Linked DNA regions of Homo sapiens: regions 2 and 3 are each linked to region 1. A link is a loop called in an ENCODE intact Hi-C map of the cell type or tissue named here. Cell type or tissue: IMR-90. All regions are shown on one strand. Region 1 overlaps LOC124904004 (a long non-coding RNA gene). Region 2 holds the start of KRTAP2-3 (keratin associated protein 2-3). Region 3 has its middle 6.6 kb from the start of KRTAP17-1.

What was found. Hi-C counts contacts between places; a loop is a spot of excess contacts. Peaks named below come from ENCODE experiments on the same cell type or tissue, not always from the same donor. Only the 100,000 strongest peaks of a DNase experiment are listed, where the experiment ranks them.
Region 2: it touches region 1 in a loop (6-fold over the local background); 2 of 110 quality-filtered maps call a loop at or near these places.
Region 3: a loop joins it to region 1, with 5 times the contacts of the local background. A loop is called at or near these places in 12 of 110 quality-filtered maps.

The regions. Positions count from the first base shown.
Region 1 is chr17:41,645,814-41,650,813 of GRCh38, forward strand. LOC124904004 (a long non-coding RNA gene) reads right to left here. Exons shown (of 2, transcript XR_007065756.1): 2 at 1,464-3,101. Among named protein-coding and RNA genes, the nearest start is that of KRT17, 24 kb to the left of the region's middle. RefSeq lists enhancers at 1,562-2,437, 1,990-2,139, 2,170-2,329, 2,728-2,837. In IMR-90, CTCF peaks have their summits at 2,265 (motif pointing left) and 2,999 (motif pointing right); DNase peaks (open chromatin) are centred at 208 and 3,048; H3K27ac peaks cover 177 bases.
Region 2 is chr17:41,059,742-41,064,741 of GRCh38, forward strand. It overlaps KRTAP2-3 (keratin associated protein 2-3), which reads right to left and starts at 373. Exons shown (of 1, transcript NM_001165252.2): 1 at 1-373. The coding sequence starts at 309. RefSeq lists enhancers at 1-117, 118-692. In IMR-90, a CTCF peak has its summit at 2,600 (motif pointing left); DNase peaks (open chromatin) are centred at 740 and 2,450; H3K27ac peaks cover 2,536 bases.
Region 3 is chr17:41,319,787-41,324,786 of GRCh38, forward strand. It overlaps the pseudogene TBC1D3P7. Among named protein-coding and RNA genes, the nearest start is that of KRTAP17-1, 6.6 kb to the left of the region's middle. In IMR-90, CTCF peaks have their summits at 2,719 and 4,531 (motif pointing right); a DNase peak (open chromatin) is centred at 2,735; H3K27ac peaks cover 181 bases.

The DNA.
Region 1 (5,000 bases):
TCCTGTGTCTGGGCATCGAGTAGTTTGAAGGAGCTCTCTTTTGTGGCAGTGTGAATGCTGGATAGAGCAGAACTGGCCTCAGGGCTGAAGTGGTGGCCTGGGAGAGAGTTGTGAGGTGAGGATGGGACACCATGGCCAACAGGGAGCCAGGCCTGAGCTGGGAACAGCAGGATGACTCTGCATTTTCTGAGCTGAGTAACTGGGTGGGTGATGATGTCACTGACTAGGATAGGGAAGCTAGGACAAGCGGAGTTCACGGAAACACAGCAATTCCCCTCTATGGGGCACGTCTCACCCTATGTGGTTACACCTGCTTGTATACCTGACTCCCCTTCTAGACATGGGACAGGGACCCTGCCTCCTTCTCTCTGTCCCTGGAAATGGCCATAGCAAAGAGTGCCCAATAACTGCAGATATGAATAAATGAATGAACAAATTAATAAATGAATGGCTCCAGCACTTTGGGAGGCCAAGACGGGCAGATCACTTGAGGCCAGGAGTTCGAGAACAGCCTGGCCAACATGGCGAAACCCTGACTCTACTAAAAATACAAAAATTAGCCAGGTGTGGTGGCACATGCCTGTAATCCCAGCTACTCGGGAGGCTGAGGCAGGAGAATCGCTTGAACCCAGGAGATGGAGGTTGCAGCAAGCCAAGATCACACTGCTGCACTCCAGACTGGGAGAGAGAGCCAGACTCTGTCTCAAAAAATAAAATATGTCCGGGTACGGTGGCTCACGCCTGTAATCCCAGCACTTTGAGAGGCTGAGGCGGGCAGATCATAAGGTCAGGAGATCAAGACCATCCTGACCAACATGGTGAAACCCCGTCTCTGCTAAAAATACAAAAATTAGCTGGGTGTGGTGGGACGTGCCTGTAATCCCAGCTACTCAGGAGGCTCAGGCACGAGAATCACTTGAACCCAGGAGGTGGAGGTTGCAGTGAGCCGAGATCGTGCTACTGCACTCCAGGCTGGCAACAGAGTAAGACTCCATCTGAAAAATAATAATAGTAAATAAAAATAAAATAAAATAAATGTTGCTGGGTGCAGTGGCTCACACCTGTAATCCCAGCACTTTGGAAGGCCGAGGCGGGTAGATCACCTGAGGTCAGGAGTTCGAGACCAGCCTGACCAACATGGAGAAACCCCGTCTCTAGTAAAAATACAAAAAATTAGCCGGGCGTGGTAGCGTATTCCTGTAATCCCAGCTACTCTGGAGGCTGAGGCAGGAGAATCGCTTGAACCCAGGAGGCAGAGGTTGCACTGAGCCAAGATCACACCATTGCACTCCAGCCTGGGCAACAAAAGCGAAACTCTGTCTCAAAAAATAATAATAAAATAAAATAAATTTTAATTTATTTTAAATAATTTAAAATTTATAAATTAAATTTTATAATTTTATATTATAAACAGATTTAATTATTTAAATATAATTACAAATAAATATATAATTAAAATTTAATAATTTTAAAATAAATTTAATTTAATTTAATTTAAAAATCAATGAGTAAATGGCTTGAGTGTGTGGTCCCTCTGTCCAGGTGGAGATGCTGGGAGGTGGAAGGCAGAATTCACAACCGAAGGGATTTTCTCCTCCCTAGTCGCCTCCCCCAGTAGTTGATGGCGGCTGCCACACCTCAAGCCAAGCAGGGGACCTGGCAGTGTTCACCCGCCAGCTGCGTGAACGCCCGTAACTCTTTACGGCAGAAGACCAAGGGTGCGTCTGGTCCTCAGAACTGCAGGATGCACCGGCAGCGATGGAGAAGCCTCCTTGGATGAGGCAGGGTGAGGAAGGAGACCAGACAAGCAAGTCCTCCTCCCAGAGGCAGGGACAGGAAGCAGGAGCAAGGGGCCACCAGGGAAGCTGCAGGGGCTAGAACCCAGGGAACTTTCTAGAAAGGCTAGCTGGCCCTAACAGACCCCTGGCCTGGAGGAAGACCTCCAGGGCAGGTTAGGCGGGCCAGTCACATCTCCGGGGGTGATTTAAAAGGCACCACCTTGGGACAAAAGGATGGAAGCATTGACCAGACAAATGCCTGACCCGGCAGCAGCAGAAAAGGATGCATGGAACCCTGTGGGGTTCCCACCTCATGAGGTCGTCTCTCCTCATTCTTGTGCTCGGTGGCTCCCAAGGGGCAGGCTCTAGTGCTCCCCATGGAGACCCCAGGCCCAGCCGCCTTCCAAGGCTCATGCCCTGTTAAACGGGGACACGCTCCGGCCGCCCGGGATCCCCAAATCTGTAGCAGGAGCGCCCTCTGCTGGCCATCTTGGGTGGCGCCTCTGCGCTGCAGTCCCGAGAGGAGCCCGCGAGGCCGCGGGAGGAATGCAGGGACCCTGGAGACCCATCCTCCACCTGCGCTCTGCAAACTACTCCTTCTCCCCCAGGGTCCTGGCTCCTCCTCGCCATCTTCAGCTTCACCGTCTCTAGTCCCTTAACAGCCAGAGCACCAGGCCCCGGCTGGGCCGTGTGTCCATGCCTCTGCCTCCAGGCGCATGGACACAACATTCCCTTCTGAAGCTGGCCTGCGCTGTGTATCACCCCCTATCCCCCATCCCTCCATCTCAAAAAAGCCCTTCCCTGCCTTTGGCACGTGTCCCTCCCCCACGCCCACCCGCTCAAGTCCCTCTGTTAATAAACTGCTAACCCCAAAACCAGCCTTCCCTCCAGCTTGCCCGGCCCCGAGTCTGAGGGTCCCTGGAGCAGACACGCTCCACCCGCGGGGACCTCTCCCTCCTGTCAACTCCTGAGGAGCGGCAGCGGCTTCTGGGCTTCCCACGCGGGGTGTGACACCAACGGGGGACATAATACAAACGAACGAGGGTAAAGTCCGTGTGCACACCTGTGCATGGCCACATGCGGATGTGCGTCCAGGCGTGCCTTGCAGGTGTGTGGGCAGTGACTGCGCCCACCCCTCTGTCGGGTCTCGCCACGCTTAGCTGGGTGGGCTCCTTCCAACCCAGGCTGGGGCTGAGCAGGAGGAAGCCGCGGCCTCGCCCCCAGAGGGCAGCACTGAGCTGTTCTGGCCCGACTGCTGCCAGACTCTACCCGGAGAGGAGTCCTGAGTTTCCCCGTCCAGGGCCTGGGGGAAGGACTTCAAATCTGTAAAGGAAAGCAAGGAATCAAATCCCAAATCCAGGCTAGCGGTTACACTGCGGGCAGAGCGCGAGGCGCACATCGAAGCTAAAATGTCCAAAATTGGGCAGTGGATTCACGGATGTTTGTTGTGCTTTTATTCTTTTTTTGTTTTTTTCTTTTTTTTTTTTTTTTTTTTTTTTGAGGTCGAGTTTCACTCTTGTCGCCCAGGCTGGAGTGAAATGGGGTGATCTCGGCTCACTGCAACCTCCACCTCCTGGGTTCAAGCGATTCTCCTGCCTCAGCCTCCCAAGTAGCTGGGATTACAGGCGCCTGCCACCACGCCCGGCTAATTTTTGTATTTTTAGTAGAGACAGGGTTTCACCATGTTGGCCAGGCTGGTCTCGAACTCCTGACCTCAGGTGATCCGCCCACCTCGGCCTCCCAAAGTGCTGGGATTACTGGCGTGAGCCACAGCGCCCGGCAGTGCCTTCATTCTTAAATCCTACACATATTTTGTAAATATTATTTTGAATCTATTCAGTATTACTCTTTTCAAAATAAAGGCCTCCGAGCCCTCTCTAGAATGTGGAAAGACCACTCATCGCTCAGTGGAGCAAAGTGAGCCTACAAGCTCCCCAGATCGCCCCCAGAACCCCCAGAATGCAGAGGGCTCTGAGTGTCTCTGGGGTTGCCTGTGGCTTTGGGGAAGGGGAGAGCCTGGACCCAGGCTTCTTTACCGCCCGGAGTCCCGGGTCAGCACTCCTGCAGGATAAGCCACACATCGACACGCAGCTCACACACACACACACACACTTCCAGATTCATACACAGGTGCATGCTCACAGGTTGACACACACATGCTCAAAGACTCATACACACACGTTCACACATAGCTCACATGCACATACACACACACATTGAGACTCTCAGACACACACAGACTGATACACGTACATTCACACACAGCTCATACGAACATTTACACTCTCAAATTCACACACAGGCACATGCTCACAGGCTGACACACACTCAAAGACTCATATACACACATTCACACACAGTTCACATGCACACTCACACTCCCAGATTCACACACAGGCGCATGCTCACAGATCGATACACACACACTCAAAGACTCCTATATACACATTCACACATAGCTCACAGGCACATCCACACACACACATTGACACTCTCAGACATGCGCACACACAAAGACTCACACACACACGTTCACACACAGCTCACACACACACTCCCAGATTCACACACAGGCGCATGCTCACAGATACACACTCAAAGACTCATATACACACATTCACACACACATTGACACTCTCAGACACATGCACACACAAAGACTCACACACACGTTCACACACAGCTCATACACACACTCACACTCCCAGATTCACACACAGGCACATGCTCACAGGCTGACACACACTCAAAGACTCATACCCATTCACGTGCCGCTCACATGTACATTCACACACATACACTGACATTCCCAGACTCACACACACCAGCACATGCTCACAAACTTCCCCATACTCACAAACTTCCCCATACTCACACTCACACTCATAGACTCATGTCCACACTGTCACCCACTCATGGACACACGCGCAAACTTTCACATTCACACAACCTCTCACGGGTACACACCTTACACACTCACACAAAGACGCCATTGCCACTCTGGCCTGTTAATCTTACATCCTCATCAGGAAAGAGGAGGGGCTTGTATCCTCCCTGATTGCAAGAGAGATTTCTAGAATGTTCCCAGGAGACCCCAGTCCCAAGGTAGAGGGATATTCCTCCTGGACTGGAGGAAGCAGAATCGGGGCCAGGACTGGGCCTCAGAGGAACTCCCCGGGCTTCCTGTACCCACTCACTAGCTCATCCTCTCACTCCCCAGCC
Region 2 (5,000 bases), 590 kb before region 1:
AGACACAGGCTGGCAGCAGGTGGTGGCCCAGCAGCAGGGCCTGCACACCACAGCCGTGCACGACGAGGGGCAGCAGGTGATGGGGCGGCAGCAGCCTTCCTGCAGGGAGCAGGGGTCGCAGCACACCGGGCGGCGGCAGGGCTCGCAGATGGGGCGCGTGCAGCGGGGCACGCAGGTCACGGGGCGGCACACGGTGGTCTGGCAGGTCACGGGGCGGCAGCAGCAGGGGTCGCGGCAGCAGCAGGGCTGGCAGCAGCCTCCCCCGTAGCTCAGGGAGGACAAGGTGGAGCCGCAGCAGGAGCCGGTCATGGTGGTGTCTGAGGCTGGTGTGGGTTGGGCTGTTGAGAGGAGCTGGATGTTCTCAGGTGTGAATGTCCTCGTTCCACTCTGGGCCCTTTATATATCCTAGCTGGATGCTGATGACCCCCAGGACATGAGGTCATTTCCTGGAGTTGTAGCTGCCCGTTGAAATGAGAACTCTGGATTTAACTGCTGAGGCAGCGATCCCTAAATCACTAAAGAATGCTTTGTTTTCTACCTGTCTACTTTTTCCCTAGAACGGAATACCTGGTCATGTATATCATCAGAACAATTGCTCATCTATCAGCTAGTCCTTCCAGGCCATGCCATGTGAGAAGGTGCAAGTTTGAAGAATCCAGCCACCATCACACTTTCCTCTTGTTCGCTGCCATCCGTGACTTAAGCATGGGACTGGAATGTTCATGAGTCACAGGCTGGGTTTCTGATTGGCATTGAGATCAAGCAAGAATTTCTTAAAAACCAAAATGGCTCATAAGAGCAGATGTGTATTGATTCTGCTATGGAAAGAATGGCCCAGTGTTTAATGACACAGTGCCTAACCTTGTTTATAAGAAAATCATCACCAAAGCTGCTAGACTGATTTTATTTTAGTAATCTGAGTTGGTTTATAACTCATTAACACTTATGAGACACTTATTATGTAGATGGTACTGTACTATTTGGGGGTGGAGGGGGAAAGGAAAGAAAAATAGCTTTCAAATAGTTTCCTATCACATAGTAATCATAACTTTTAGTAAGGCAAGACAAAGATAAATCAAGCAATTAAAGGGAAAGAACTTTTCTGGGAACAATAAGGTCAAACTAAATGGGGATTTCATTCATTCTGTGCCTTTCTGAATGCCCTTCCCTGATTATTGACCTAGAAATAAAATTGAAATTGGGCTATTTCTTGCTTTCTTGCTTTGACATATGCACTTTGTATTACATACTTAAAAATCTATGGACAATATCTACAAAGGAATCAATTATCTTTCTGTCACAGCTTCTTTAGTTTGTTGGCTGAGGGTTTTGTTTGTTTATGAGGTGGGAAGGTGGCATTATGAAAAAGACAAGGGGAATTAGTTTAGCTGGTGACCAATAAAATAGCTTTGTCTTTTCCAGCCATAGCAAAGATGAATAGGAATACAGAAAATAAATTTAGAGTTGGAAGGTAGATTAAAGATAACATTGTCCAAGGAATGCTGATGGTCTTCAGTGCAAATTTACCTCTGAGGTGTGTTTTGTTTTGTTTTCTCTTTTTAAAAATACACCCTTTGGTCTATCATATCCCTGATCTTTGAAGTCCTTTGAGTCTATGATCCATCATAGTCCATCACAGTTTTTGGAAGACCAGATTTACAAAATGAATTCCTCCAAAGTCGTACGGATCAAAGAGTGGCAAATATTTAGCAATACCACAGGTCTTCTGTGGAGTAGAAACACTGGTGATGTCTCCCAGTCTTTTTCCAACTCGGAGTCACTCAAAATAGATAACATGTAGCAGTAGTTATTAAAAAGTTTTATTCCCTTTAGTGAAATAAAATAAGTACTCACTTGATACATGGTTTAGCATTCTGTTCTTTGTTTTGGAATGTATACAGAGATGCCAAACTAAAAAGAGAAATATGTCTGTAAATCCACTGCTTTTGTTAACAAAAGAACACAGTACTAAGAAATACTGTTTTCTAAAATTATAGGCTGTTAGAAACCTTGCTCTTCCAAGCCACATCAGTAAGAAGGAAACATTTCACTCTTGCCTAGACAGGATCTAAGTCATCTGGACAGAGAAGCAACCTCAGTACCCAACCCAGGTACAGAATTTCAGACAAGTGACTTGCAGACACAACATTCCCCATTTGTCTCAACTATACAGTTTCCAGTGAAAGAGGACCATAAGTCTGTTTCACAGCTCAGGTCTGGTGTTAATTATTTTTTATACACAGCCCTGTTTTTCTTGAGCCTATGAAAACACTATGTCACGTAATTTTACCCCACCATTCCTCAACATTTTATAATAACATTTCTCCTCCTTTGTTTGGGAGGATGCCCCATGGTCCTCAGCCATGTGGTCTCCCTTGCTGTAGCACATTAATAGTCCTAAGCTATTGGACAAGAGATGTATCCCTGGTCTTTACCACATGGACTTTTTTAGTCATGTTATTCAAGTTCCACACATTCTTCAAGTGCATAATCACCAGGATGGAAACAAGTAAATCTGAAGCACAGTGAAAATAACTTGTGAGATTTTTGTAGTTGGATAGATAAAGAATGTAGTGTTGGTGACCTCTTGTGATGGTGGGCCATGCCCTCTTCTTAATAGTTTTATGAATTATATTTTGTTAGGAACTAGTCTGGAAGCCACTAGATGTTAGGAAAATTATTAAAATTCTAAAATTAGAAAATACATTCCTTAAGGACTTCGTTCTCAGAAATAATCTTAAAAATATCCTCCAATCATAAGAGTCAGGGATGGGATGGGGAATATTGACGGGCACAGGGCAGGAGGAAAATGGAGAAGATAAAGAAGGATTCCAGTCCTTTCTCCACCTCTTTGCAGTTGTCTAACTTAGAGTAAATGACTTACCCTTAGCCAGGTTTCCTCATCTGTAAAATGGGCAGAGTCTTCGGTGCCTGGTGTTCTTCAGAGGCTGGCTTATCATAAAATCCATACAAACATGGAAGACAGAGAAAGGGATATAATTAATTAGATATAATTAGAAAAGAAAAGAGTTTAGTTGTGAGAGACAGAAAAACTAAATGATCAGGGGACTGGTGGAATTTGTTGCTAGAATTTTTTTAAAAATTTCATCTGAGTTTTTTAGATATTCATTTGCCTAAAGTCAGGGAAGGCAAAGTAATCTTTTGAGGTCTATTACAGCTTTGAGTTGTTTAATTCCCTTGGAAGGTTCAATGTGAAAGAAAGAGTCGAACCATCAGATACTTACATGTTGCTCAATCCTTCTTTTACCTGATGCTGCACTCCTATTCATAAATCCTATAATCTAGGACTCATTCCTGTGGACTTGTAGAATGAATTTTTAAAGATTATTTTCATTCTGAGACAGCCTTAATCTGATGCCAAGTTGTTGTGGGTTTTTTTTTTTGCCTTCTTCATTATATTTATTAGAAAATCTATTCCTACTGGTAGATGTAGACTATCCTGAAAAAAAATTACAATTTAAGTTTGGTTAGTAAAGCCCTCCCCTGAATTTGTTCCCATTCCCAGTGAGTTGATATGTAGTAGATAGCACATCTTTTGAGCCTGTTCGATACAGTGATGTCCAAATGCTCCACAAGGAATATAAATGAATGTTACTGGGCATTTAACTATGTGCCAGGCATCTTGCATACATAAAAAGTTATAATTGTTATTTAACTTCCCTAGCAATCTACATTGGTAAATGTTGCTTTTCCCATTTTGCGGATGAGAAAACTCGAGAGTCAGAGAGGTTAAGTTACACTAATGCCAAAATTTTTTCTTTAAATAATTATCTACCTTTTAAAATTCTTGTGGTAAAGACAATTTCCTTTTATTTTGACAACTAAACAAACAGAAATTAAGTACCGGCTACGTATTAAACTTTGAGCTCAGTATTGGAAGCCAAAAACAAACTGTGGTCCCCTCCTTGGAGGCAAAAAAACATATAATCTCAATACAATGCCTTATGGGGAGGGAGGTAAGCTATTGGAACTTGCTGAGAGCTCCTAACCTGTATGTGTGTGTGTGTGTGTGTGTGTGTGTGTATGCATTTGCACATGTGTTTGTGTGATACAGGGGTTGGGACAGGACTACTGGAGAAGACTGAATTGAATCTTGGAAATGAATCAGAGTTAAGTAGGTGATGAAGGTGAAGAGAAAGAGTGTGTAAAAGAACAGATAAGTGAAAGAACATGAGGAAAAGCGAAACATTTGGAACTGCAAATGTTTAATAACTATAAGGTCAGTGTTGCTTGAAGTGAATCTTAGTGGGGAGCAGTGAGACATGGATCTATAGAGATGGGCAAAGGACAGGCAGCAGACCACCTGATGTGCACACACTTCCTAGCCACATGGGTAATCTGAGGACTGGCCTAGCTCTCCTGTAACATCTTCAAATACCAAATACTTGTACCAGGAATCCTAGTGCCTGTCTCTGTTCCTCTTCTGTCTTTCTCATCATCTCCATCATCTTCCTCTTCACTCTTCCTCCTATTCATTGCCTTGCCTCCCCTCTTCACTTTTTATTCATCCCTTATCTCTTACTTTTTGTCTCTCTTTTTTTGTTGTCATTTTATTCCACCTATGACAAACTCAAGATACTGTTTTTTTGCACATTCATTTACATTCACTTCTCTGCCAAACCGATTCTTCTGATTACAGTTTAGCAGGTGCTGTTTCATACTTATTATTATATTACATTTTTTTCTTCACTTTGGGTGTCTTCATTGTGGCTTGTCCTTGTGACTATTCTTGGAAGGCTTCCAGGCCATGCTTGTTAAGCCCTCAAGGAGCTCAAATCCTGGTCTTCCTCTGAAATAATGGTCCTGAAATTCTAATGAATTACATGGAAGTGATAGAAAATAAACAGCCTTGGGCCCCACTCCCAGAGATTTTGATTCATTAGGTTTGGTTTGGGGCCTAAGAATGTGCATTTTAATAGGCAATTGCAAGAGATTCTATTGTGTATGACGCATGGGCCACACTTTGAAAAATGCTACTC
Region 3 (5,000 bases), 330 kb before region 1:
TAAAGCTACAGTAACCAAAACAGCATGGTACTGGTACAAAAACAGACATATACAATGGAACAGAATAGAGAATCCGGAAATAAAGCTGCTCACCTACAGCCACCTGATCTTTGACAAAGTTAACAAAAATAAGCATTGGGGAAAGGACTCCCGATTCAATAAATGGTGCTGGGATAACTGGCTAGCCATATGCAGAAGAATTAAACAACCTCTGTATTTCACCATATAGAAAAATTAACTCAAGATGGATTAAAGATTTAAATGTAAGGCCTCAAACTATAAGAATCCTAGAAGAAAAACTAGGAAACATCATTCTGAACACTAGTCTTGGGAAAAAATGCATTACTAAGTTCTCAAAAACAAATGCAACAAAAACAAAAATTGACAAGTGGGATCTATTTAAATGAAAGAGCTTCAGCACAGTAAAAGAAACTATCAACAGAGTAAACAGATAACCTATAGAATGGAAGAAAATATCCACAAACTATGCATCCAAAAAAGATCTAATATCCAGAATCTATGAAAAACTTAAACAATTCAACAAGGAAAAAACAAATGACCCTGTTAAAAAGTGGGCAAAAGACATGAACAGACACTTCTCAAAAGAAGACATGCGAGTGGTCAACAAACATGTGAAAAAATGCTCCACATCATTAATCATCAGAGAAATGCAAATCAAAACCACAGTAAGATACCATCTCACACCAGTCAGAATGGCAATTATTAAAAAGTCAAAAAACAACAGATGTTGGTGAGGGTGTAGAGAAAAGGGACCGCTTATACACTGTTGGTGGGAATGTAAATTAGTTCAGCCACTGTGGAACGCAGTTTAGAGATTTCTCAAAGAACTTCAAATAGAACTACCATTCAACCCAGCAATCCCATTACTGGGTGTATTAGTCTGTTCTTGCACTACTATGAAGAAATGCCTGAGACTGGGTAATTTAGAAAGAAAAGAGGATTAATTGGCTCACAGTTTCATAAGCTATACAGGAAGCATGATGCAGGCATCTTCTCAGGTTCTGGGGAGGCCTCAGAAAACTTACAATCATGGCAGCAGGCAAAGGGTAGCTGGCACTTCACATGGCCAGGGCAGGAGGAAGAGAGAGAGTGGGGAGATGCTACACACTTTTAAATGACCAGATCTCACAAGAACTCACTCACTATCACAACCAAGGGGGCTAGTGCTAAACCATTCATCAGAAATCACCCCTGTGATCCAATCACCTCCCACCAGGACCCACCTGCAACGCTGGGAATTAACAACTGAACATGAGATTTGGGCAGGAACACAGATCCAAATTATATCACTGGGTATACATCCAAAAGAAAATAAATCGTTCTACCAAAAAAACACACATCCACTTATATGTTCATTGCAGCACTATTCACAATAGCAAAGACATAGAATCAGCCTAAATGCCCATCAGCAGTGGACTATGTAAGGAAAATGTGGCACACATACACCATGGAATACTACCTGGCCATAAAAAAAAAAATCATGTCATTTGCAGCAACATGGATGCAGCTGGAGGCCATTATCCTAAGTGAATTAATACAAGAACAGAAAGCTAAATACCATGTGTTCTCACTTACAAGTGGGAGCTAAACAGTGAATTCACATGGACGTAAATATGGCAACAATAGACACTGGAGACTATGAGAGGGGAAAGGGAAGGAGAGGAGCAAGGGTAGAAAAACTAACTATTGGTTACTATGCTCACTATCTGGATGATGAGATCAATTGTACCACAAACCTCAGCATATATACCCAGGTAGCAAACCTACACGTATACCCCCTGAATCCAAAAGAAAAGTTGAAATTATTTTTTTAATTACTCTCCAGAAAAATTGTCCTCATTTGTGTTCACTTCACAGTGCCTTCGCCAATATTAGTTGTTATTTTTAAAATCTCTTTGTCAATTGGGTAGGCCAATTATGAAGTCTCATTATAGTATTTATTTGTACTTAGTAATTATCATTGCATATTTTTATAGGCCACTGTTATTTCCTTTTTAGAAATTATCTGCTCATTCTAATTAGCTACCCATCTTTCCCACCTTACTTATATGAACTTATTTTATTATGCCAGGTATATTAACTTTTCGTTGTGTCACTCACACATGTTGCAAAATTTGTCCCAGGGTGTATCACTTTCTTTTAGTTGTGTCTATATTTTTACGCACAGAAATTTCTTTCTATGTAGGGAAATCTTTTTTTCCTAGTGTTTTGTTTCAAAAGTTCTCCTCCATCCCCAAATCAGACAACTATTTGCTTTATTTTCATCTATTTTATGGTTGTATTTTTTATACTTAATGCTGCTATCCATCAGGAATTTACTTTGGTGTGTGGCAGATACTGCTTTACAAAAAAAAAAAAAAATCCTAGTTTTCCTAATTGGGGAACTTGACTGCCTATTAAATGAAGTTTGCTGACAAGATCCTGCCTCTACAAAAAATTAAAAAATAAAAAATTTGCTGGGTGTGGTGGTGCATGCCTGTAGTCCCAGCTACTCAGAAGGCTGAGGCAGGAGGATGGCTTGAGCCTAAGAGCTCAAGGCTGCAGTGACTGAGCTCAAGGAGCCATGATCAAGCCACTACACTCCAGCCTGGGCAATGGAGCGAGACCCTGTCTCTAATAAATAAAAAAAATAGTTTCTGTACAAGAAAGAACAGAATGTAGAGATCAAAAACGCAATCATGTCGTCTGTTCTGGCAGCCTCTAGTGTTCATCTCATGATATTACACAAGCAGCTTCTAGTGTTTCCTTTAGAAGCACTCACAAGACAGGCTCTGACACTAGATTCACCAGAAGCAACTCAACAAAAATTTGGTTTGATGAGAGAAGCTTATTATATTTACATGGAACTAATTTAAACCATGCATCCAATTAACGATCTCTTAGCAAAGGAGACACATTATCAGTCCCTCCCTCATGCCAGGCCCTGCTGTGAGCACTTTATACGTGTTTTCTTGGTTAATGCTCAAGATAGCTCAACACAAGTATTAATATCCTTATTTTGTGCATGAAGAAACTGGAGCTCATGGTGATCAATTACTTTACCCAGACAATGCAGAGCTTGGATTTGAACCCAGATCTGTCTGTTTCTGAAGCCCATCTTCCCTCCTCTATGTCTGGCTTTCTGAGAGAACCACAGAAAATTGCAAAGGCCCTGAGGCAGGAGCGTGATTGGCATGCTTGAGGCCCAGAGGGGAAGTCTGCATCTGGTCTGGTCTGGTGTGAGCAGGGGAGAGCGGCAGACAGCTCAGGGGAAGAAGAAGGCCCAGGTTCAATGACCTGAGGCCGTTGCAAGGCTCTAGCTGTCACTCAGAGGAGATGGAGAGCCAGCAGAGGGTCCTGGGTAGAGGAAGGCTCAGCTGTGGCTCAGGCGTTAACCATTCACTGCCCTCTGTCCTCTGCCTTCAACCCTCAACTTTTTGCCTCTCCACTCCACCATGCTGGGTGGGGAGGGCTGAAGTTAGGGAGCACCCACAGAGGCTCTGATGCTGGCCCTGGGACCCAGGAGTGAGAGTGATGAGGAACTGGCTGCACACATGAGTAGGGCAGCCGGATCTGGCCAGAGAAGCAACACATGCACCCTTTATCTTGGACCCCTCACCCTGGCTCCCTCTGAGTTGCAGGGATGCCCAGCTGGGCTGCCAGCGGACATGGGGCCTCACTATGCTGACATCTACAAAGGCACTGATCGCCTTGGGATTCTGCAGTGAGTCCTCATCCCTTAAAGCACCAATCTCAGCTCAGGGATGGGTTTTGCCCTTAGAAAGGCCTTTCTGAGGCAAGATGTGTCTACCTGGCTCCAGCCAACCTCCTTTTCAGGGCCAGAACTCCTCCCTGGCACCCCTGCAGGTCCAGCCCATGGTCGTTGTTAGGCCAGAGGTGCGTGGCCCATCTAGGGAGCGTGGTTCATCTAGGGAGCGGGTGGGAATGGAGAGAGGGCTAGGTCAGGCCCCTGGGCTCTCAGCAGTTCTGTCTCCAAGTTAGCACAAGAGGAGGGGGGCAGCCTGAGGGTCTGGCCCTGTCCACTTTCTGAGATCCAAGGGTTGTGGCCACAGGGTGAGGGGATGCTTGGCCCAGCCTGGGGGCAGTTGTCCGGCAGATCTCTGAGGGCCCACCTGCCTGTCTTCTTCCCCATTCCCCATGGGGAAGGGCATGGGGAGAATGAGGGCTGTGGCCCTGGGGGAATGGGGGAGAAGATGGGTAGGGCCATGTTCTGGGCGTCTCACGGTGAGACCAGGGAAGCAGCAGAGCTTGTGGCTAAAGGCCCTGGATCTGGTGCTGGGAAGGAATCTGGGGCCAGGTAGGAGCCCAGCCTGGAGCTGATCCCTCGGGGGTCATAGGATAGAGAAACAGAGGATCCCAGGGAAGGTGGGGTGGGAGTGAGCTTATGGGCTGTGCCACTTCTGAAATGCACCCCAAAGGAGCCGATGGTCTGGTGAGGATGACAGAAGGGGTGGAGCCAAAAACACCAACTCACCTGGGACTCGTCAGCAGAGTCCCAGCAGAGGGAGCCGGTCAGTCCCCAAGGCTCTGCGTGGCTTTCCAGAGACTCTGCTTCCAGTTGGCTTGGACAGCACGGTGTGCAGAAAGTGATGGGGGAGACTGACTTAAGGCAGGCGGGACAGTGGGAGAGGACAGTCAGGCGCCCCAATCCCAGCTGCTGCAGTGTCTGGGAGGAGGCTGAGGGCTGACAGCCAAGGGCTCCAAGAGCCAGGTGAGGCTGGAGGTGGGGCAGGGAAGCCATCCTGGCCATCTGTGGGGTCCTCGGTCACCCATGTCACCCTTGGCATCTCCCCAGCAGCCATCGGCAGCCCAATGAGAGAGCAGACAAGGCAGGCATGTGAACAGATCTGGGGAGTATCACTCGGGGGTTCTGACAGGACAAGGATCAAAGAAGGGCCAGGGTGGCTGGGGAAACATTCACCATCTCTGGGTTGACAGGATGGCAGAAATTGGGGAACAAGCAGGGTGGGTGGCTGGAG